2 separate regions of the Homo sapiens genome follow, and region 2 is linked to region 1. A link is an interaction called in ENCODE POLR2A ChIA-PET data of the cell type or tissue named here. Cell type or tissue: PC-9. All regions are shown on one strand. Each heading gives the region's core, and the rest is flanking DNA. Links, peaks and the distances in the headings are about the cores only.

Region 1 (8,333 bases), core at 44-8,043:
CTCCACCCTGGGTGACAGAGCTAGACTCCGTCTCAAAAAAAAAAAAAAAAAGAAACAAGATTGCTCATTCAACAGAAACAAGGATTGTTGCTTGCCACTTTAGGATTATTGAAGTACTGGTGGATCCCCAAGTCTCTGCTTGGGATATGAGTTTGACCGAGAACTCCCAGTAATAATGAGTGAAGAGACTGGATCTTTTTTTTTTTAATTGCAAGACAACATTTTTCTCTATATTTTACTTAAAAATAACTTCTATTGCTTTTGCTGTTGTTAATCTCTAAGTGATGCATGTGTACTGGGAAGAGGCTGAAAAACATTGAATAGAATAAAGACAAATAAAAAATCACACTTATTATTACTACTTACAAATGACCACTTGATAGTTTGATGTCACCTTCCTAGGTCAATGTGTATGTGAATATATTTTTAGGTTCTTGGCTTGCTTTTTAAAAGTGGGATTATGCTGAATCTACTATTTTCTAGTAGGCTTTTTCGCTTAACAGCTTGTTTTGAGTATTTTCTTATGTTATTAAGTAACCTTCTCTAATATTAAAATAATGAATCAGTGGAGGAAATGAAGAAATAAATGTTTAATATTAACCATAAGGCTCATGTTAACTGAGCTACATCCCATTTCACCAGCTTCAAGTACAAGATGAAGTCAAATATCTCTTGTTTTTTGGTTTTTTGTTTTGTTTTGTTTTTTTGAGACAGAGTCTCTCACTCTGTCACCCAGGCTGGAGGGCAGTGGCACAATCTTGGCTCACTGCAACCTCCGCCTCCCGGGTTCAAGCGATTCTCCTGCCTCAGTCTCCTGAGTAGATGGGATAACAGGCGCGCACCAGTATGCCTGGCTAATTTTTGTATTTTTAGTAGAGATGGGGTTTCACTATGTTGGCCAGGCTGGTCTCGAACTCCTGACCTCAAGTGATCTATCCACCTCGGCCTCCCAAAGTGCTGGGATTACAGGCATGAGCCATTGTGCCTGGCCATCAAATATCTCTTAATAGTCAAATCAAGCTTCTCTGAAACCTCATCTTGCCAGTCGAGTAATTTTTTTCTCCTCTTCAAGGGTCTTCTCTCTCATTATAACTTGAAGAACCCCAAGAATGCTTCAGGTAAGAGATGAGTCTGGGCTACCACTGCCTCAGGTGAAAAACAGCCAAACGCTCTGCATGAGCTAGGGATTGCCAGCTGCTGTAACAATTAACCCCCCATACAACACAAGGTTATTTCTTACTTGCTTAAGAGTTCAAACCTGTGCTCCCTGTTGGGTGGGGAAAGTGATGGGGAGCAGCTCTGATTTTGGTCTCTCTAGACACTGGCATCCAGCCAGCAGAAGAGGGAAATGCCTGGAGGATCCTCATGTGAGATCCTCGTGGGACTTCCACCATATCCTATTGGCAGGAGTCACTCCCACGGCCATACCTCATTGCCAGGTAGGCTGGGAAATGTGATATGACTCTGTGCCCAGGAAGAAGAGAATGTGAATTTTGGTAAGTACTATTTCTATTTCTATTTCTGCCACCTTCTACTCTTTTGGCACCAAATGCAGACAGTCCTTACTTATAATTTTTCAACTAATTATTTTTTGACTTTATGATGGTGCAAAAGCAACATGAATTCAGTAGAAACAGTACTTCAGGTATTCACACAGCCATTCTGTTGTTCATTTTCCATACAGTACTCAATAAATTACATAAGATATTTAACACTTTCATATAAAATCAGCTTTGCGTTAGATGATTTTGTCCAACTGCGGACAAACATAAGTGCTCTGAGCATGTTTAAGGTAGGCTAGGCTGAGCTATGATTTCAGTAGATTAGTTCTATTCGATGCATTTTCAACTTGCGATGTTTTCCACTCACAGTGGGTTTATTGGGATGTAGCCCCATCATAAGTGGAGGAGCATCTGTTCTTGTTTGCAGCTTTCTTCCTACAGCAGAGAACACACCCATTCCTCTACTGCCTGCAGCTCATACTCCAGAACCTTGCTCTGATTCACAGTTCTCATCCTCAGGTTTGGAAAGAGACCTTTGCAGTCCAGTGATCTATGAACTACAATTTAAGTCATCGCTCCTCCCTCCTTTCCCAAGCACTGGGCACAAAAGTAAAACACAGTGCCAGACCTTGAGGGATCCAAAAACACATCTCAATGTTCAATCATCATGGAAGAATGAAAATTGTTCTACTAAACCATGTGCCAGGCTGAGCGGGAGCTCCAGGGAGGAAAAACAAGTGCCTGAGAAGGTCAGAGAAGATTCTCATTGGAGTTAAGCTTGAAAACTGAATTGGGGTTTTCCAGGAGGCCACAAGGCCAAAGGATTTTCCACTCTCAATAAACACTCTGTAGAAAGTAGTAACAGCTAATTACAGACAACTTTAATCTCTCTCTTGCCAATTTCCAGAACTCAAGTTTTAAGTAGTGAGTGAACATAAATTATCTTTTTGACAGGCAGGCTGCTCCTGCATCTGCTTTGGTTCTGTCTGGAATCTTGGAAGCTTTCCTTACTACACTCTTCCACACAGTTGCCTCTAGAGTTTACTAGAATGTTCTAGCAAGAGGCACAGACACTTACGCACCCTGGACTGAAGAAATGTGCTCCTCTGTCTGGGAAGGCAGCCTGCTCCGCCAGTGGGCCGTTCAAGGAAGGAGGCATGTGCAGCAGTGACTTGGATAGGATGCTACCCAGATGGGCAGAATCTACCCTGGCCATCAATGGGGTGATCAGCGTTGCAGCCACATCACCCTTCCATCCAGCATTCTTCTTTGGCTTTAGGTGTCTTCACTCTTAATAGCACAAAAGTTGAGGAGGTGTCTCTTCCAGAATAGAGTGAAAACTGCCTGTTGTTTGCCCCAGTGTGGTGGCTCACACCTATAATCCCAATACTCTGTGAGGCCAAGGAGGGAGGATCACTTGAGCTCAGGAGTTCCAGACTAGCCTGGGCAACATAGCAAGACCCCACCTCTACAAAAAAAAAATTTTTTTTTAATCTAGGTATGATGGTGCATGCTTGTAGTCCCAGCTACTTGGGAGGCTAAGACAGGAAGATCACTTGAGCCCAGAATTTTGAGGGGACAGGGAGCCATGATCTTGCCACTGTACTCCAACTAACCTGGGTGACACAGTGAGACCTTGTCTCAAAAAAAAAAAAAAAAAGCCTGTTGTTTGGTAAGGCCTGTGTGTGTCTCACATTGAGTTGCCTACAGCTCTCAATGCAAGACTTTCACCCATATCTCTGCCCTTAATCCTGCTACAGCAGGGAGAATGGCTTTTTTGAAAGAAAGAAGAACCTGCAGATGGAGGACAGTGGGCACTCTTTGCCAGAAATACATTTTTCACCCAAACATTCTCTCTTGCTAGTGTAGGCTGAAGTTTGACTTCCAAGCTTTCACTTGTGAATGCTGTAAACGCACATTACTTCACAAATGTCTATGTATTTTTTAGCAGAAAGAGGAGAAACTGGAGGGTTAGCGTTTACCCAGCAATACCTAAGTATTTTATTCATCTTTCAATGATTCTGGATAAAAATTTTTTTAAGAGACAGGGCCTTACTCTATCACCCAGGCTGGAGTGCAGTGGCACAATCATGGCTTACTGCAGCCTTGAATTCCTGGAGGGCTCAAGTGATCCCTCTGCCTCAGCCTTCTGAGTAGCTGAAACCACAGGCACGCCACCATACCTGGCTAATTATTTATTTATTTATTTATTTATTTATTTTTAAGAGATGAGGTCTTGCTATGTTGTCCAGGCTGATCTTGAACTTCTGGCCTCAAGTGATTCTCCTTCCTTGACCCCCCAAGGTGCTGAGGTTACAGGTGTGAGCCACTGCGTCCAGCCTAGAATCTGGATAAATTCTTATAAGGAAATAAATGAGATGAAATCAGGATCATTTGGGTACAAAGAACAGAGACTAAGGTATTTTGGGAAAAGAAGGACTTAATGAAAGGCCACTGATCACAGGAGCACAAAAAAAAAAAAAATGTTCTCAGGCAGGGCAGGGACAAGGGCTTCTTTTCTCTTCCCTTATCTTCCAAAATCAGTGTTTCCGCATTCCAGGTTTTCAGAAGAGGAAATGGATTGGCCCAATTCACTTTTCCCACCAGGGCACCAGATTTTAGGTGTCAGGCCAGCCAGTGGGTGGCCTATCCTGACAAGTCTCCTCCCCTAGATACTTAGCTGTGGCCAGGGGCATGGGATCCGGATGGCCCCTGCCCCAGAAGGAGAATGGGTGAGGGAACTACCGCAAAAAGTATCTAATACATTATGAGACTTAGGTCAGCAATTAAGAGTTGCATTCTGGACCTGCACTCGCTGCTTCCAGTGTTGGCTCCAGCCCTTACTAGCTGTGTGACCTTGCCCAGGTTACCTAACCTCTCTTTTTTTCAGTTTCTTTTCTTAAGATGGGGCAAATAAATGGTACCTTCTCACAGGATTGTGATAAAGATTAAATGAGACAAGGGGCCGGTGGCTCATGCCCAGAACTTTGGGAGGCCAAAGTGGGCAGATCACCTGGGGCCAGGAGTTCAAGACCAGCCTGGCCAACATGGCAAAACCCCGTCTCTACTAAAAATACAAAAAAATTAGCCGGGTGTGGTGGTGTACGGCAAGTAGTCCCAGCTACTTGGGAGGCTGAGGCAGGAGAATCGCTTGCACCCGGGAGGCAAAGGCTGCAGTGAGGAGAGATCGCGCCATTGCACTCCAGCCTGGGCAACAAGAGCAAAACTCTGTCTCAAAAAATAATAATAATGAAATAAATAAATAAATGAGACAAGGTATTAAAAGCACTCAAAACTATAAATAGCACACAGTGAGTATTCAGTAAGTATTGCTGTTATGTTTTGCCAAAAAACAAGCAGCTCTTCCTCAGTTTTCTGTTAGTGGTGTCATCATTCTCCCATATATAAAAAGTAAAGTCAGCCAGGCGCAGTGTCTCACGCCTGTAATCCCAGGACTTTGGGAAGTCAAGGCGGGCGGATCACCTGAAGTCAGGAGTTCAAGACCAGCCTGACCAACATGGAGAAACCCCGTCTCTACTAAAAATACAAAAATTAGCCAGGCGTTGTGGCGCATGTCTGTAATCCCAGCTACTCAGGAGGCTGAGGCAGGAGAATCGCTTGAACCCAGGGGGCGGAGGTTGTAGTGAGCCAAGATCGCGCCATTGCACTCCAGGCTGGGCAACAAGACTGAAACTCTGTCTCAAAAAAAAAAAGTAAAGTCACCTGTTGACCATTATGTCCTGTTCACTCTTTCTTTGCTAAGCCTTTTACTTTATTCACTGATTCACTTATTTATCCGATTTACAGTTTTGAGCATCCATTTGCTACATAAAAGAATTTTTTTTTCCTTTCCGACTTTGCAGGCATCTCTCTAACTTAAGCCCTTAATACCTCCCACTTGGACTGTTAGAGTTAGCTTCCGCACTGGTCTCCCTGGCTCCTGCATACCATGGCCAGATTAATGTCACTAACACACATTCTGATCATGTCATTCACTTGCTCAATGGTTTTCCATGCTTCCCTATTGTTTGTGGTATAAAGTTCACATTTTGAAACTCGACATTCAAAACATTCTGCAGTTTGGATCCGATCTGCCATGGCAGTTCATTCCCACGGCTTCACCATCTAGCGACCACACTCTGGTTGACTGCACTGTTCTTGTTTCTCTCCGCATGGCAGCTCCTCTGATGTTTTCCCACCTCTGCCTTTGTTCCTGTTGTTCCACCAACCTGAAATGCCTGACCAGTCATATCAGCATCACATGAGAGCTTCTTAGAAACGGCACGGCCAAAACCTACTGCATCAGAACCTGCATTTTAACAAGATCCTTGGATGGTTCATATACATGTATTTTTCTTTCCTTTTTTTTTTCTAAGATGGAGTCTTGCTGTGTCGCCCAGGCTGGAGTGCAGTGGCATGATCTCGGCTTGCTGCAACCTCTGCCACTTGGGTTCATGCAATTCTCCTGCCTCAGCCTCCCGAGTAGCTGAGATTACAGGCATGCACCCCCACACTTGACTAATTTTTTTTGAGACAGAGTCTCACTCTGTCACCCAGGCTGGAGTGCAGTGGTGCAATCTCGGCTCACTGCAACCTCTACCTTCTGGGTTCAAGTGATTCTCCTGGCTCAGCCTCCCCAGTAGCTGGGACTACAGGTGTACTGGTGTGCAGCACCACGCCCTGGTAACTTTTTTTTTTCTTTAGTAGAGACAGGATTTCACCATGTTGGCCAGGCTGGTCTTGAACTCCTGATCTCAAGTGATCCATCAGCCTCGGCCTCCCAAAGTACTGAGATTACAGGCATGAGTCACTGTGCCCAGCCATATACATGTATTTTTCTTATATTTTACAAGATAAAAATATCTTTTTTTTAAGGGATGAGGTCTCACTATGTTGCCAAGGCTGGTCTTGAACTCCTGGCTTCAAGCAGTCCTCCTGCTTCAGCCTCCCAAAGTGCTGGGATTATAGGTGCAAGCCACCGCACCCAGCCTAGATAAAATATCTTTTAATTTATGTATCTTGCATATCATGAGTTAACCCATTCCATCCCTCTCCCTGTTAAAATTCTACCCTTGCCTCAAGGCCTAGCTCAAACAAGAATGCCTCATCCAGATGTCCCTGACAACTAGAGACAGAAATAATCTCTTTGTTCTCTGAATTCCCATAGTTGCTTTCTGAATTCTCTGGATTTCCCACAGCTGAATTCTTTACACCTGTTTCTGGTAATCATCATCAGACATATGTTCTCTCTTACTAGACTCAGTTTCCTTGAGTACAGGACTTTCCATAAAAAATACCCAATAAATATCCAGAAATAGATCATACGGTTCAAAATACAAAAGAAAGGCTGGGCACCATGGCTCACGTCGGTAATCCCAGCACTTTGGGAGGCCAAGGCAGGAGAATTGCTTGAGGCCAGGAGTTCAAGACCAGCCTGACCAACATGGCAAAACCCCATCTCTACTAAAAATACATAAATTAGCTGGGTGCAGTGGTGCACACCTGTAATCCCAGCTACTTGGGAGACTGAGGCACAAGAATTGCTTAAACCCAGGAGGTGGAGGCTGCAGTGAGCTGAAATAATGCCACCGAACTCCAGCCTGGGTGACAGTAAGACTCTGTCTCAAAAAAACAAAACAACACAAAACAAAACAAAAACAAGAAAAAAGAAAGAATAATGTCATTTTGCTGGTCAATTAGAAAAGATGACATAGGAGGTGACATTTTATCGATCAGCCACTCTAATTCAGGGTTCAAGGCTGATGAAATTTTTTTTCAGAGACTGCAAATATGTTGAAATCTGAAAAAAATATATTGGCTACAAGATACGACAATTAAATTAAAATTAATAAATATTGAAAACCATAACATCCCGTTTCTTTATTGCTAGAGATAGGACAAAAAATCAAAGATATGACAATAATATTAAAAATTAATAAATGTTGAAAACCATAACATCCCGAATTTCTTTCTTTCTTTTTTGAAATGGAGTTTCTCTGTCACACAGGCTGGAATGCAGTGGTGCGATCTCGGCTACTTGCAACCTCTGCTTCCTGGGTTCAAATGTTTCTCCTGCCTCAGCCTCCAAATAGCTGAGACTATGAGTGCGTGCCACCATGCCCGGCTAATTTTTGTATTTTGTTGTTGTTGTTAGTAGAGACGGGGTTTCACCATGTTGGCCAGGCTGGTCTCGAACTCCTGAGCTCAAGTGATCTGCCCGCCTCGTCCTCCCAAAGTGCTGGGATTACAGGCATGAGCCACTGCACCTGGCCCTGAACTTCTTAATTGCTAAATTTAGGATTCAGAATAATCACATTATCTTAAATGCAATTTTTGTAGATCTTTTTGCTTTGCAAGGATTCTCAAGCATACACAATGATTCTCCAGAAATCTGCATAGTAAGAAAAAAAAAAAAAAACAAGTGCAGATAATGGCAAGCACCACCTCACTCTAATATATGAGATGGGCTAAGGCTTCCAAAAGATTGTCTCAGCTTATGAAGACCTAGAAATGTCCCTGTACATAAGTGCACCCAGCCCGTGCTGATGGGAGCATAAATTGCTGCAAACACCCTAGAAGCAATTTGTAAGTGGGCACGTGGGCATTAAAAATGTTAAAACCTAGTACTTTAGGCATTAAAAATGTTGATCCTAGTACTTTAGGAGGCTGAGCCAGGATAATCAGTTGAGCCCAGAGCTCAAGACCAGCATTGGCAACATAGCAAGACACTATCTCTACAAAAAATTTAGAAATTAGCCTAATGTGGTGGTGTGTGCCTGTAGTCCCAGCTATTCGGGAGGCTGAGGCAGGAGGATCACTTGAACCTGGGAG
Region 2 (8,333 bases), core at 39-8,038, 57 kb after region 1:
GAGCTGGAACTTTCCTACTTTACAGATAGGGTTAAGCAACCCTAGATGCAAACTCCCAGGGTTCAGAATTAGGTAGACCACAATCTCCAGAAGCTGGATGTTTACATGTTCAAACTTTAAGATGATAATTTCTATAATAACAATAAATGATAGAAATAGAAAGTTCACAAATGTCAATTTACTTGAAAGTATAAGAGATATTTTAAAAAGAAATAATCCAATCAGGGCTGGGTGTGGTGGCTTACGCCTATAATCCCAGCACTTTGACAGGTCGAAGCAAGTGGATTGCTTGAGGACAGAAGTTCAAGATCATCCTGGGCAACATAGTGAGACCCCCGTCTCTACAAAAATTTTTTAAAAAATAGCTAGGTGTAGTGGTGCACACCTGTAGTACCAGCTACTCAGGAGGCTGAGATAGGAGGCTCGCTTGAGCCCTGGAGTTTGAGGCTGCAGTAAGCTATGATTGCATCACTGCACTCCAGCTTGGGCAATAGAGTGAGATCCTGATGAAAGAAAGAAAGAGAAAGAGAGAGAGAGAAAGAGAGACAGAGAGAGAGAAAGAGAGAGAGAAAGAAAGAAAGAACGAAAGAAAGAAAGAAAGAGAAATAAAAAGAAAGAAAAGAAAGAAAGAAAGAAGAAAGAGATAGAAAAGGAAGGAAGAAGGAGAGAGAGAGAAAGAGAGGGAGGAAGGGAAGGAAAGAAGGAAGGAGGGAAGGAAGGAGGAAGGGAAGGAAGGAAGGAAGGAAGGAAGGAAGGAAGGAAGGAAGGAAGGAAGAAAAAGACAGATAACACATTGGGATTCCATTATCCAAAAGGGACTAAAATAGGATCATGGAATAAATACAAATCAGCCTGTACTCATGTGTTATCAATAGGGCTGAGAAATTCTCAGTCTTCATTACCTTTTGACAACTGATGAGAGTGAACAGTCCTCTAAGATTAATGATGCACTGGCTGCCACTGCCATGCACAATCTAATCACTAAGTTAATGCTTTACCAAGAGGAATACTGCATATTTTTTTAAAGTACATATTAGAAAAAGAAAGCAGATTTGGAGAGTAAGATTCTGCTATCTTATTTCTTTTTCTTTTTTTTAATAGAGGGAGTTTCACTCTTGTTGCCCAGGCTGAAGTGCAATGGCGTGATCTCAGCTCACTGCAACCTCTGCCTCCTAGGTTCAAGTGATTCTCCTGCCTCAGCCTCCCGAGTAGCTGGGGTGACAGGCATGTGCCACCACACCTGGCTAATTTTGTATTTTTAGTAGAGACAGGATTTCTCCATGTTGGTCAGGCTGGTCTCGAACTCCCGACCTCAGGTGATCCACCCGCCTCAGCCTCCCCAAGTGCTGAGATTACAGGCGTGAGCCACCGCACCCATCATGTTTTGTTTTGTTTTGTTTTGAGACATGATCTCACTCTGTCGCCCAGTCTGATGTACAGTGGTGTGATTACAGCTCACTGTGGCCTCAGCCTCCCAGGCTCAAACAATCCTCCCACCTCAGCCCCTCCAGTAGCTGGGAATACGGGTGCACCCCCATGCCTGGCTAGTTTTTACTTTGTTTTTGCTTTTGTTTTTGTTTTGTAGAGATGGGGTTTCGCCGTGTTGCCCAGGCTGGTCTCAAAGTCCTAGGCTCAAGTGATCCACCTGCCTCAGCCTCCCAGTCTTATTTCTTTTCAGGTACTTAACACTCTATTTGGTAAATTTCATAGAAGCATTTCTGGATTATTTCTTTAAATGTATTTAATCCTCTAACAAGTTTCATAGGCAGGAGGTATTCTAGTCACATAAATATATAAGTTTAATGCTGTCTTTATTTTTCTTCAAGTTTGTTTTCCAAAAGTGTGGACAATTAGGTGCATCATGCAGCAATCCCATGGTTCTTCTGAAGGGAAACATAACCTTTTATTTCCCTTAAATACATAGGGGAAATTATTAAACAATTGTAGCTAAGACTAAGTCAAGGGAATTCAGGACTTAGGAGAATTACACTGCCTATGTGTTCCGTACTTTATACCTTTCTCCCTGCCATGTAAAAAAAAAAATTATGTGCAGAATAATCTGGCTAAAATAAGCAACTGAAGGAAGCATTGATGGGCAAACAAGATGGAGAAGAGAAAGAAGTTTTGAGAGACAAGTGAGTCAACAAGGCATGGCTTTGACGGAAGGATTCTGAGGCCACATTCCAGGTGGATTTTCTTTTTTTTTTTTAGATGGAGTCTCACTCTGTCACCCAGGCTGCAGTGCAGTGGCGCAGTCTTGGCTCGCTGCAGCCTCTGCCTCCCAGGTTCAAGCGATTCTCCTGCCTCAGCCTCCCGAGTAGCTGGGATTACGGGCACCCACCACCACGCCCGGCTAATTTTTGTATTTTTAGTAGAGACGAGGTTTCACCATGTTGGCCAGGCTGGTCTTGAACTCCTGACTTCAAGTGATCCTCCTGCCTCGGCCTCCCAAAGTGCTGGGATTACAGGTGTAAGCCACTGTGGCCACCCTCCAGGTGGATTTTATTTATACGTGTCTATCGTTGCCTGAAGTCCTTTCTTAGTAACATTTTACTACACCACATCTCTTTCCCTACTTACTGCCTTCGTGAGTCCAACTCTTGGCGTCTATAATAGTTTGGCCTCTATAGTCTTGCAGGTGATCATTTTGGTGTGATTTACTGAGAAGCAGCTCTGTGCACAAGCATTTTCTTTTCTGCTAAGTCTGGCCTGTTTCTAGGGTCCCCTCTTACTGCCTCCAATCACAAATCTCACTGATGGTTAAGACAATGAATTGTATTTTAATGAGGTAGGGATCAAGAAACCCTGTTTCTAGCTGTGTTATCTGTGACAAATCATTTATTCCTTGTGCTTCAGTTTCCTGTTTATTAAAATGAAGATATTGGACTAAGTATCATTCAGTTTTAAATTTTTGTCTCTAGATGTAATAGGTGTCCTTTATGAGTAAGGCAGGTGTTTGTTAGAGTTTGACATTGTAATGCCAAAGGTTCTTGCCTTAGCCATGCCAAAGGATTGGTGTGGCGGTAGCCTGTGACGAGAGAGACAGGGATCGGACCGAGAGAAAAAGAGCTGTAGACTTTATTGAGCAGAGTGACAGTACAAAGCTTCCACAGCGTGGAAGGGGTCCCGAGTGGGTAGCCAGTGTTAGATTTTTCATCACCTTTTAAACTCTTTAAGGCCGGAAATACGTGGGATGGGAAGATGTTACCAGAGCGAGAAACAAAGACAATTAATATGTCTCAGATCTTGCGAACCGGAATTGTAACTTAAGTTTTATCTACTTTATAACCTTGCAGCAGCATGGCAAAGGAGACAGGATCTCACAAGACCTTACAAATTGTATTTACAGGGAATTGGAATTGGGAGCATAGATAAGGTCTGCTGGTCACAGAAAAACGGGTTTTTTAACATTCCTTTTAGTTTCAGGGGAGGAGGAAGGGAGAGAGGGAGAGAGGACACAGGGAAGCTTACAGCAAAATTTTTAGTGTTCATAGCTTTCCTGGGGAAGAAAACACATGCACAAATTCTGATGTTAGGAATATTTTAAGCATATATCTTCAATATTATTCATCCAGGACCAAAGTAAGTCCTGATGCAGGAAATGAGTGAGTTTCACAGCTTTCTCAGCCCCTACGACCCAGGAAGCCCAGCTAGCATCTCTGCTCAGTATTTCCACTGAGAGCTAGGCTGATGAGAATAGTGCAGAACTGTGAGTACATTAAAAGAGCACAGCCGGGTTCAGTGGCTTATGCCTGTAATCCCAGCACTTTGGGAGGCCAAGGCAGGGAGATCACAAGGTCAAAAGATCGAGACCATCCTGGCCAACATGGTGAAACCCCGTCTCTACTAAAAATACAAAAATTAGCTGGGTGTGGTGGTGCGCACCTGTAGTCCCAACTATTCGGGAGGCTGAGGCAGGAGAATAGCTTGAACCCAGGAGGTGGAGGTTGCAGTGAGCTGAGATCGTGCCACTGCACTCCAGCCTGGGCGACAGAGCAAGACTCCATCTCAATTAAAAAAACAAAAAAAAAAGATCTAGCAACTGCTACTCATATAAAGAGAAGTAAAATGTGTTTGCTGGAAACTGATGCTTCCATTTTGAAGTGGGTGGGTAAGAATTCTTAATCATCGTGGATTCATTTAGACTCAATTCAGAGTTAATATATTTTAATTTTACACTTTCATTAGTTACTTTTGTTATTTATATGAGCCATTTATGAAATGAGTATCCAAAATCAGCTAACTTCTTCAGATCATTGTTTTGTGATAGCTAATAACTTTCTTTTTTTTTTTTTTGAGACGGAGTCTCGCTCTGTTGCCCAGGCTGGAGTGCAGTGGCACGATATCGGCTCACTGCAAGCTCCGCCTTCCATGTTCATGACATTGTCCTGCCTCAGCCTCCCGAGTAGCTGGGACTACAGGCGTCTGCCACCAAGCCCGGCTAATATTTTTGTATTTTTTTTTAGTAGAGACAGGGTTTCACCGTGTTAGCCAGGATGGTCTCTGTCTCCTGACCTCGTGATCCGCCGACCTTGGCCTCCTAAAGTGCTGGGATTGTAGGCGTGAGCCACCGCGCCCGGCCTTTTTTCATTATTTATTTAATCAAGCTATGAGTAGGAGTTTATATTAGTTATATTTCTTATGGAAGGTTTCTTAGAACGTTACCGCAACTTTTTTTTTCTTTTAACTTTTTTTTTTAGGTTCAGGGGTACATGTGCAGGTTTTGTTATATAGGTAAACTTGTTATATAGATAAACAGTACAAAAAAGTTGGTACAGCAACTTTTTTTTTTTCTGAGACGAAGTCTTGCTCTGTTGCCCAGGCTGGAGTGCAGTGGCACGATCTCGGCTCACTGCAAGCTCCGCCTCCCGGGTTCACGCCATTCTCCTGCCTCAGCCTCCTGAGTAGCTGGGACTACAGGCGCCCGCCACCACGCCCAGCTAATTTTTTTTTAATATTTTTAGTAGAGATGGGGTTTCACCGTGTTAGCCAGGATGGTCTCGATCTCCTGACCTCGTGATCCGCCTGCCTCGGCCTCCCAAAGTGCTGAGATTACAGGCGTGAGCCACCACGCCCTGCCAGTATGGTGTATTTTCAAAAGGAGATAATTTCTTCCCATATCTGAGGGTTTACCCATTTAAATTAGTTTAGCTACGAATAACAGTAAATGCAAAATTACAGTGGTTTATCAAAAAAGCAGATTACTTTCTCACTCACGTTAAAAATCTCTCTAGGGAGGTAGTAGTCTCTCTAGAGGTGACGCGCCGTCCCACGATGCCAGGAAACCGGGCTCTTATCTTTGGCTCTATCATCCTTAGCACATGGTTTCCACTCATAGTCTAAGGTGCGTATTCACGCTCCAGCTCTCACATTCACAATGTAGCCAGAAAGGAGAAAAGCAGGCGGGGCGCCGTGGCTCACGCCTGTAATCCCAGCACTTTAGGAGGCCGAGGCGGGTGGATCATGAGGTCAGGAGATAGAGACCATCCTGGCTAACACGGTGAAACCCCGTCTCTACTAAAAATACAAAAAATTAGCCAGGCGTGGTGGCTGGAGCCTGTAGTCCCAGCTACTCGCGAGCCTGAGGCAGGAGAATGGCGTGAACCCGGGAGGCGGAGCTTGCAGTGAGCCGAGATCGTGCCACTGCACTCCAGCCTGGGCGACAGAGCGAGTCTCCGTCTCAGAAAAAAAAAAAAAAAAAAAAAAAAAAGGAGAAAAGCAGAAGAACCTTTTCCCTTTAAGGATAGTTCCTGAAAATTCCACGCACCACTCCTGCTTATATCCAGCTGGACAGACATGGCCACGTCAAGTTACAAAGGAAGTGGAGAAATACAATCTTTTTCTGGACAGAGAGAGGCCCACTAAAAACTAGGGATTCTACAAAGAAAGAATGGAGAAAAAATATTGGGAGAAAGCCTCCTTTTGACAGAGCTTTTATATTTGTAGTGTTCCACAGGTAAATTTATTCACTTATATAAACGGGTCAATCTTCTTTCGAATATGAAAGTAACTTGCATATAGAAAAACATCCAAAATTTATTTTAGAATTTTGCAGATGAAATCTAGTTTTTCAAATGTTAATTTAAGATGGCCTGTCTTTTTTGATACAGGTAATGTATATTCCTTTTTCTGGAAGTATACTTTGTGATTAAAAAAAAAAAAAGAATCAAAGCCAGATGGAAAACAGCATTGTAAAAGGAAAGAATTCAGTACTACCGCACAGTTTTATACCACCTGGCAAGCAGACAACACTAATATGAATTTGGAACCCTGCCGATGGAGTCATATGCCCCTGCTGGGCTGGGCTGCTAGGACAAGCACCTGCCTATATGTGCCAAGTGTGCTCCCTGCTACGTGCTTTTAATGCAGTGGCCTAAAGGCACATAATGCAGGCCAAAGGTGGGCTTGAAAGAATACTCTCACAGAAGTCACATTATCCCAAAGTGATAACAAGGTTTGATTAATTAGGAAATACTGGACATTTATATGAGTGGAATTATCATATTTCCTCAACACTCTCTCTTTACAGACACTAATGCTTCATCAGCTCAACATAGCATCCATGTCCTCAAAACCTTCCATCACAGTTTTAAACATAAGACTCGGTAAACACAAACAAACAAACATCTTTCAAACATGCATATTCAGATACTATCTTCATAATTTGAATTCCTGCAAGATAGATCAATGGAGTCATGCAGGCTACAGATTAATCCAACGTAGCAACGAATTACTAGGCACCCAATTTTCATGCAGTATTTGAGGAAATATGATAATTCCACTCATATAAATGTCCAATATTTCCTAATTAATCAAATATTGTTATCACTTTGGGATGATGTGACTTCTGTGAGAGTATTCTTTCAAGCCTCAAACACTTATGTGAGACTTCTGTGAGAGTATTCTTTCAAGCCTCAGGACACTTACCGAGTCTTATGTTTACTATGATGGAAGGTTTTGAGGACGTGGATGCTGTGTTGAGCTGATGGAGCATTAGAGTCTGTAAAGAGAGAGTGTTGACAGGGGTAATGATTGCCAGCTGCAGGGTCCAGAGAAACCCTACATTAACAAGAGACAATTACAGAAAATATTAGAAACCTCTAGGATTCTACAACACACTCTATTATTAAGCAAATTTTGCTTTACCAAAGACCTCTAGATAGGTACCATTTCTCTAAAATTTAGGAGAATAAAGGGCCCCAAGAAACCACTGGCAGGCTTTCCTTCTGCTTCATTTCAAAGACAAATCGCTGAAGGATAATACAGAAGCCTCTGAGGCAATGATAAGCCATTAGAAGCCAAAGAGCTACATGTAGCTTACCTAGTGACACTATTCACTGGCAAAACAATTGCAAGAATAAGAAACCAAAGTAGAAGATCATTGTATTCACTGATTAATTTGTGTTTGACCTGAGAATTAATACTCCTGCTTCTATACTGGGGCTGCGGAAGTTGCATAGTGCTCCAGGATTTGGTCAAGAATGAAAGCTTCCTAGATACAGGTGGCATTTGGGACTGAAAAACAGCATATAGGACAGCAATGAATAAGGAGCAAGAGAACGCGCACGCAGAAGGAAAAGATTAAAGAGCTGCTCCCATTTCTTTTTTTTTTTTTTTTTTTTTGAGTCTTACTCTGTTACCCAGGCTGGAGTGCAGTGGCACAATCTCAGCTCACTGCAACCTCTGCTTCCCAGGTTCAAGGGATTCTCCTGCCTCGGCCTCCCAAGTAGCTGGGATTACAGGTATCTGCCACCACACCTGGATAACTTTTGTATTTTTAGTAGAGACGGGGTTTCACCATGTTGAGCAGGCTGGGCTTGAACTCCTGACCTCAGGTGATCCACCCACCTCGGCCTCCCAAAGTGCTGGGATTATAGGCGTGAGCCACCGCAGCCGGCTGTGCTTCCATTTCTAAACTATCTCTTTCTTGGAGAAATGTTGCTAGTTTATGCAGTTTCTAATATTATATATTAAATAACAACCACAGCCTGGCCAACATGGTGAAACCCCATCTCTACTAAAAATACAAAAATTAGCTGGGTGTGGCGGCATGCACCTGTAATCCCAGTCACCCGGGAGGCTGAGGCAGGAGAATCGCTTGAACTCGGGGGGTAGAGGTTGAAGTGAGCCGAGATCGTGCCACTGCACTCCAACCTGGGCAACAGAGTGAGACGCTCTCAAAAAATATTAAATAAATAAATAAGCAAAAATAAATATATAAATAACAACCAACCATTGACTCACAAGAAAACTGTGACTATAGTATCTTGGTAACAAACAGATAAAATTATGAAAATGTTTTGAAATATGAATCACCTTTCCTATTAAAAAAG

The links. Peaks named below come from ENCODE experiments on the same cell type or tissue, not always from the same donor. Only the 100,000 strongest peaks of a DNase experiment are listed, where the experiment ranks them.
Region 2: POLR2A ChIA-PET joins it to region 1 with 12 read pairs; 3 of 35 experiments call an interaction of 5 or more read pairs at or near these places.

What each region holds. Positions count from the first base shown.
Region 1 is chr10:28,440,137-28,448,469 of GRCh38, forward strand. The region is part of intron 1 of LINC02652 (long intergenic non-protein coding RNA 2652); the gene reads right to left. LOC107984216 (a long non-coding RNA gene) reads left to right here and starts at 1,026. Exons shown (of 3, transcript XR_001747401.2): 1 at 1,026-1,118; 2 at 1,319-1,496; 3 at 2,022-2,237. It also overlaps the pseudogene RN7SKP39. RefSeq lists a silencer at 4,653-4,873. In PC-9, for the core only: no CTCF peak of the experiment used is centred there; a DNase peak (open chromatin) is centred at 4,105; H3K27me3 peaks cover 473 bases.
Region 2 is chr10:28,497,017-28,505,349 of GRCh38, forward strand. No RefSeq gene overlaps it. Among named protein-coding and RNA genes, the nearest start is that of LINC02652, 5.4 kb to the left of the region's middle. In PC-9, for the core only: no CTCF peak of the experiment used is centred there; DNase peaks (open chromatin) are centred at 3,375 and 6,305; H3K4me3 peaks cover 1,134 bases; H3K27ac peaks cover 522 bases.